Linked DNA regions of Homo sapiens: all the other regions are linked to region 3. A link is a loop called in an ENCODE intact Hi-C map of the cell type or tissue named here. Cell type or tissue: Calu3. All regions are shown on one strand.

Evidence for each region. Hi-C counts contacts between places; a loop is a spot of excess contacts. Peaks named below come from ENCODE experiments on the same cell type or tissue, not always from the same donor. Only the 100,000 strongest peaks of a DNase experiment are listed, where the experiment ranks them.
Region 1: it touches region 3 in a loop (4-fold over the local background); 3 of 110 quality-filtered maps call a loop at or near these places.
Region 2: it touches region 3 in a loop (3-fold over the local background); 6 of 110 quality-filtered maps call a loop at or near these places.

Annotation. Positions count from the first base shown.
Region 1 is chr4:41,280,014-41,282,513 of GRCh38, reverse strand. No RefSeq gene overlaps it. Among named protein-coding and RNA genes, the nearest start is that of UCHL1, 24 kb to the right of the region's middle. In Calu3, a CTCF peak has its summit at 1,231; a DNase peak (open chromatin) is centred at 1,283.
Region 2 is chr4:41,656,074-41,658,573 of GRCh38, reverse strand. All of the region lies in intron 18 of LIMCH1 (LIM and calponin homology domains 1), which reads right to left. Among named protein-coding and RNA genes, the nearest start is that of LIMCH1-AS1, 35 kb to the left of the region's middle. In Calu3, no CTCF peak of the experiment used is centred here; no DNase peak of the experiment used is centred here.
Region 3 is chr4:41,504,994-41,507,493 of GRCh38, reverse strand. It overlaps a transcript of LIMCH1 not described here. Among named protein-coding and RNA genes, the nearest start is that of LIMCH1, 32 kb to the left of the region's middle. In Calu3, no CTCF peak of the experiment used is centred here; DNase peaks (open chromatin) are centred at 1,143 and 2,173.

The DNA.
Region 1 (2,500 bases), 220 kb after region 3:
GAAAGCACCCATTAAAAAGATTATCAGCTCTATTGTAAGAACCCCAAAAAAGCACTAAAAGGGAAACAAATGTGTATTACAATGAAACAAATTACATTAAGTAAAAAAATATAGATCATAGAAAAACTCCTAAATTGAGGATCTGTTCCCAACCCAAACGTGCCACATCTAATTGCCATTGTTGGAATTATGACCACAAGGGAATGGGATTAATTAGGATTTACGTATGCAAATGGGTATTTATCTCTTAAAATTGTTACCCTGGAAAATAATAACTATTATTTCATTGCTGCTACTATCTTCTCAAAAAAAAAAAAAAGAACATTTTCAAAGCTTGTGGTACATAATAGGATATGAGACTTTAGTAGAATTCAAGCCTACCTAATTCTTTTATTTTAAAATATAATTGAGGCTGGATACAGTGGCTCACGCCTATAATCCCAGCACTTTGGGAGGCTGAGGTGGGCGGATCACTTGAGGTCAGGAGTTTTAGACCATCCTGGCCAACATAGTAAAACCCTGTCTCTACTAAAAATACTTAAAATTAGCTGGGTGTGGCGGCACACACCTGTAATCCCAGCTACTTGTGTGGCTGTGGCAGGAAAATTGCTTGAACCCAGGAGGTGGAGGCTGAAGTAGGCCAAGATCACGCCACTGCACTTCAGCCTGGGCAACATAGTGAGACTCCATCTCAAAACAAAAAACAAACAAACAAAAAATATATATATACACACACACACACATTTGAGACCAAAAAAAGAAAAGAGAATTGATTAATGTAACCCAACTAATTAATGTCAATGTTGGAACCAGATTCAGTTTTCTTGATGGAAAAGTCAAACTGGTTTATATTAAACCCTTATGTTAAGATAGATTTGAAAGCAAGGTTTTACTAGAAGTAGAACTGATAATATAATTGATTACATAAAATCAATTATATTTGGGATAATATCTAACTCGACGTAAGCAGAAGAGACATTCATTATAGTGAACTTGTGAAATTATTACTGCTTCTCTCTTTCATTTTACTTTCATGAAAAAATAAATAGAACCTACCCAAAAATATGAATGGACCAACAAGCAATTCACAGGGCCAGCTTTAGCCAATCTGTAGCTGGACAAATTCATCCAGTCTGAAACACGGCGCTAAAATAAAGAATGATATGGGATATGCTATCAAACTGCTCCATCTTGCCTAAGAAGGGCAGTCACCAACTGCTCCTGGTATTAAGATTTCTGGCTCATCCTACCAGCTACAATAGTGCCATAAGTTTTCCTATGCTGCCACCTACTGGATATAGTGCACATAGCCTTGAATACATCATCTGCCTTCCCGTATTAGTCGGTGTGCTTGGGTGTGAAATGGGTTAATTCAAGATATTAGCCGCTCAGTTTGGATTTAAACATCCAAATGCTGGACATTTAAAGGTTGTTTATTTTGATGACTAGAGATACCTTATGTCAACCAAAGCAAAAACCTATTGATCTGTTTTTAAAATACTTCTTGTCCTTAGAAAATTAGCTTTTAAATTTTAAATTATATCATTCCCTTTTAAAAATTGGTAACCTCAAGAGGGTAAATACACTTATATTCTTCATGCTTTAATGTAAGGCAAAATGCATTCGTCTCACTGCAATGAACAAGGCATTGATGGTTTGGGCACTATGGTTTAAGATAACTTTTAGGAAAACTTCTTTTAGAAATAGGGCATTACCGCGGGGCGCGGTGGCTCACACCTGTAATCCCAGCACTTTGGGATGACGAGACGGGCGGATCACGAGGTCAGGAGATCGAGACCATCCTGGCTTACACGGTGAAAAAATACAAAAAATTAGCCGGGTTTGGTGGCAGGCGCCTATAGTCCCAGCTACTCGGGAGGCCGAGACGGGAGAATGGCGTGAACCCAGGAGGCGGAGCTTGCAGTGAGCCGAGATGTGCCACTGCACTCCAGCCTGGGCGACAGAGCGAGACTCCGTCTCAAAAAAAAAAAAAGAAAGAAAAAGAAAAAGAAAAGAAAGAAAGAAATAGGGCATTACCCTCAGGGAATGAGGTCTAGTATGGCATTGAGCAGAAAAGGGCACTTTGTACCTTGGGATTAAGACTGGAGAAAAAGGAGTTTTAATGTATCCCCGCCGAACTCCCCTCTATTAGCATAGATAAAGAAAGGAGCTAAGTGGTGATAAAAAGTAAAAACAATAACACTTGATACATTCCAGGCACATCCCCAAGAACTTCACAATGTTCTCATGTGCTGCTCACAACAATCCTATGAGGCGGATACTGACCTCACTCTACAGATGAGGACATCGAGGCTTAGGGAGTTCATCGGCCAAGGCACCCAGCTGGTAAGGGGTGGAGCTGGTTGTATAGCCCAAGCTGTCAACCAGAGCTGTGCCGCCTGGAAGGCGGAAGGTGGAAGGATTGTTGAGCCCAGGAATTTGAGGTTACAGTAAACTGTGACCGTGCCACTGCACTCCAGTGTGGGTGACAGTGAGAACC
Region 2 (2,500 bases), 150 kb before region 3:
TTTAGACCTAAAGACCTAATGTGTGATGCAAAGGGGATGGGGTGCTCAAGCACTAACTACTTCACTAAGGCTTATTGTACCAGCATACCACATTCCAGCAACGTTTTACCACTTATGTATGCTGGAGAACTTCTGCTTTCAAGAATTCTCACATTTCTCAAGACATTTCTCTATGGCTCAGCACTCAAATACTAAACTCCAGATAACTTACCTTAAAAGGTGCTTTAAAGGTTACATCCTGACATTTGATACGGTAACTTGATAGTAGCAACAGCAGAAACTGCAATCAATATTTACTGCACTTGCCACGTGTCAGTGCTGTTGGGCCTTTCATAAGAATCGTCTCACATAATTCTCAGAGCAAGCTTAGGAGGTAGGTACCAACATGATTCCCTTCATACAAGTGAAGAAACTGAGGCCCGGGAGGTTAAGCGACTTACCGAGGGTCATACTGCTAGAAGGCAGGGGAGGTGGGAACCCTGCCTGTGCTGGTGACCTCAATGTCCCACCACCTGGGCTTGGAGTCACACCAATTCCAAGCTGTCCTCCAGTATTGAGAGGTTTTGATACATGAGAGGCAATCTATCACCTAAGAGTCTTGTTTATTGCTGAAGTGATTCAAACTGCTTTTTCCATTCCCTTTCTTTCCTCTACCTCCCACTCATTTATTCTGCAAAAGATTAGAACTCTCCTGGAATCTCTCCCCTTCCTAGGGCTCCTGGGGACCCAACTGCCCCCAGCCATCAGCTCATCTCGGGGATTTCTGTTCAGTCCACGTTCTGAGGAATTAGCGGCCAGATACATGCGTAATCCTTGTTAAGTAAATAAATATTATGCACTTATTTATGGAATGTATACTCTCAGGCTTAGTTTAAATGTATGCTAGTCATCAAAATCTGGCTACTGCTAGCAAAATATTCAGATAAAGTAAGAGAAAAAGCAAGCAATTTGAATAACAGGAACCCACTTAAAAATACTTTATACACACTGAGAAAAAGAAGGATATACATTTTCTAAAAATGTTAGCATTAATTTCAGAGTGGCTGAGTAATAGGTAGTCGATGTTTTCTCCAGTTTTCTGTATTCTGCAATGTATATAGGCTATCTGTAATCAAGGGAAATCCCCAAAGCCAGGTTAATTAACTTATGTCTGGATACTCCATCCTGGAGGCTTATTACTTTTGTACTCACATCATTACTTCGAAGGAAATGAGTTCAAAGTTGGCAGGGATACACTCAGCGGTTTGCTTCAAACAAACCCGCCTTGATGGAAAAATGTGTTTTCTGACCTGTATTTTTCTTTGGTTACAGCTCAACAGAGGAGAGCCCTTCCCTTCTCCAACTGGTAACACTTTCTCAAGAATGAAAACAAGTAAATAAAAACAGATCCCTGGACGTGAATGAATGAGAGCACAGAAAGGTTGCATGGGACTCAGCCAGGAGCTGGCTTCCCCTTAACTGAGAATGCGATCCAAACTGCCCGGGTGCCAGACTCAGCCCTGGGGCCTCAGGTGGGAGGTGGCAGTTTCCTGGCTTGAGAGAGACATGGTCTAGCCCAAAGCCTACCTGGCATCTGGCTGCTCATTTTAACTAGAATCTTGGTGGTGGACTGGCCCAGAGAACGACATTGGAAGATGTACTAGACATGTGAAGCAGGAGGGCAAGCACCCTCCTGAGACTGAGGGTCTGGGTGCTGGGCCTGTTTCTCACATGGAGTTGCTGGTGAGCTCGGACTGATCATTTAACCTCTATGGGTTGGAACAAGTGATGTCCAACGTCCTTTCCCGAGCAACGGTTCTGTGACTCTGAGCGATTTCCTGGCTCTCGTCTTGGACAACTTATCTGGACACAAGCCTGGAAAATCAGTCTATTTATGCTCTGGCACTGCGGTGCCAGACCCAGGTGCCACATATGCTGTGCATGGGTTTCTCTTTTCACTTTTATACCTCCAAATATCTACTGCCACTGGAAGACAGGGAATCTATATGGAGAATCAGGCTCTCCATGTCTTAAACTTTTTTTTGTACTAAACTTTTCAAATTAAAAAAAAATGAGGTTTTGACCCAGGTAACTGGATAGATAGGCCAGGTTAATTTTTTATTTTCCCTGATGTATGCTTTCTCGAAATCTGTAAATGCATCTTTATCTTTATCTAAATATCTTTAATGACTTTTAAAAATCATTAAATCTAGCAATCTTACAACTACTTCTAGATGGAGAAAACCAGTTTCTCAAGAAATGTTTATTGACATTTGCCATCTAAAAGGAATTTGCAGTTGGTCTCAGTTATAAGAAAAACGGCACCTACTCAAATGCCTTCACCCTGCTCTCACTGCAAAATGCAATGTTTCAAGAAAGATCCGATTGTCTGTTTTCCTGGATCAGAAAACATAAGTACTGAATTTTCAAGAGGAAGACCTAGAGCTTTTTCAAAATGGGAAAAACAGACCTACCTTGTGACTCAGTTTGAGAAAAGCAGATGAAGTAGTTTAGATACCCA
Region 3 (2,500 bases):
AACTCCTAATCCCTTGGAATTTCCTGGGTGATAGGAGTGTCTTTTGCTCTAATGAGGTGACTCTTGGTAGGCTCCTAGATGGAGGCTGGTTACCAGAAAGACCAAGCTACGATTAGAAGCTTGGAACTTCTAGCCCCACTCCCATCCTCCAGGAAGGGGAGAGAGGCTGGAAATGGAATTAACAACCAATCATGCCTAAGTGACAAAGCCTCCATAAAAATCCCGGTTTCAATCCCTCTGTTTCAAGAGTCTGAAGATATACTGGGTTGCTGGGCGTGTGGAGGTGCTGGGAGGATGGACCAACAAGAAAGGGATGAAAACCCTATTCCCTTGGCCCCACGCCTTCCCCTCTGCATCTTCCATTTGGCTGTTCATGTGTACCCTTTATCAGATCCTTTAGAATAAATCCATAAATACACGGATGTACCCCGGAGTTCTGTGAGCCATTCTGATAAATATTCAAACCCAAGAAGGAGGCCATGAGAGCCTCCAATTTGTAGCCAAGTGGACAGAAGTTGTGGATCACCTGAGGACCTGTTATTTGCAACTGGCATCTAAATGAGGGGTGGGGGCAGTCTTGTGGGACTGAGCCCTTAACCTGTGTAGTCTGTATTATCTCCAGTTAGTGTCGAGATTAAGTTAAACTTTAAGATAACCAGCTGGTATTGGAGAATTGGTCATTATGAGGGATAAAAACCACACATTTTTGTGACCAGAGTGTTATGAAAGTATAAAGAAAGAAAAAACTACTTGTTTTTCTCTATAAAGATGATTTTCCCTTTCCCTCAACCTATTCTTAATAGTCAATTAATATTATATCTCCCCAATTAACTGTCTCCCAAGTCATAACAGTATCCTCATTTAACCTCTTATTAAATCTTGGAGATTAAATCTTTGTTGGTTTTACATTTACTCGTACACTGGTTTACACTGTAACTTAACTGCTCTGTGTGTGTGGGTCCAGTCCCCAAGCACATCATAAAACTTTTGAAGATCATGTCTTACATTCTGTTTTTATGCCTCTTGGTGCCTAATTTGGTGCTATGCAGCACATGGTCGATAGCCAACAATTCCTCCATGTGATAAAATGTCTCCACACAAAGTTACACCATCAACCCTCAACCTGTCCTACAAGACTAGGACACATCCGTGACACACCACATCTCATGCTGAAATCATGACAAGAATCTAAGGCCAGACCTCCTTCTGACAAGCAGCTCATTTATCAGTGATGATAGAATAAGTGTTTGCCAACAGATTTCTTATCTTTGGAAAATCATTTCAGCAACACAGGAACTGAGACAAAAATCCACTAAGACATTCTTTATTGGTCACTTATTTGTAGATTAACATACTCACACTTTCATTTCATGACAATACGTTTGCAAAACAAAACTTTTAAGTTCAGTTCTATGACTCCTAGGAAGATGGAATTTGTAATAGAGAATCTTACACTTGAAGAAAGCAAATACATCCATCCTTTGGTCTCCCAGTCTTTAGGGATGGGTCTGTTGTTTATACAAAGTGTGTGTGTGTGTGTGTGTGTGTGTGTGTGTGTGTGTGTGTGTCAGAAACACAGAGAGAGAGAATAATACTGACTAAGACTGGGAGAAAGTTAAAGGCAGTCATTGATGATCAGGTGGCCTAGGTAGAAATCTTATAACTTGGTCTCAATCTATTCACCAAGTGTTTCTATAGATGGATTATTTGCTACACCAGTGTCCAATGAGTGAAATACAAAGACAAAGGGTCTTCAAGAAAGCTCTCAATCCGGTACAAAGATGGGACAAAGAGGTAGAGCTCTATAATAGCACTAAAGTGGAGTTGTGTATGGGTACTTAGCAGCCAGACAAGAACCTATTAACACTGCCTAGAAGGTTCTGGAACAGCTTCCCAGAGAAGAAAACCACAACAGACTGGATGGATGGGAGAAAATGACATCACCACAGAGGTCAGGGTTATTGTTTTCAAAACAATCACTCTAGTCCCCAAGCTCTGCCAGCCAAAGTTCATTATTCACACATGATCAAGTTTGTAAGGGACCCAAATTTTCTTGCCCAGTTTTTGATCACAAGCTAGATGAGAGAAGCTAGAAAGTATAATCCAAATGCCTTCATCCCGTGGCTTGCTGGCAGCCCAAGGGAGCGAGCCACTGGGTGCACAGTGACACAGAGTTGCAATGACTATGTCATATTCATAATTGACTTTTGGACTATTTCCAAAAACAATAATAAGAACAGCCAGTGGTACAGGGTGCCAAGCAAGTGCCAGATGCTATGCTGAGTGCTTGACTGTATTCTCTCACTGGAATCTCCTAGAAACCTCAAGAAGTAGTAATTTCTCTGTTACATAGACGAACGGGGGAAAGTTAACATTTAAGTGCCTGCTATGTTCCAAACACTGAACAAAGAATTTTATACATATTTTCAATTCATTTTATCCTCAGAACAATCCTATATGGATTTTTACAATTATGATCTGTTTTTATAGATAAAAGTAA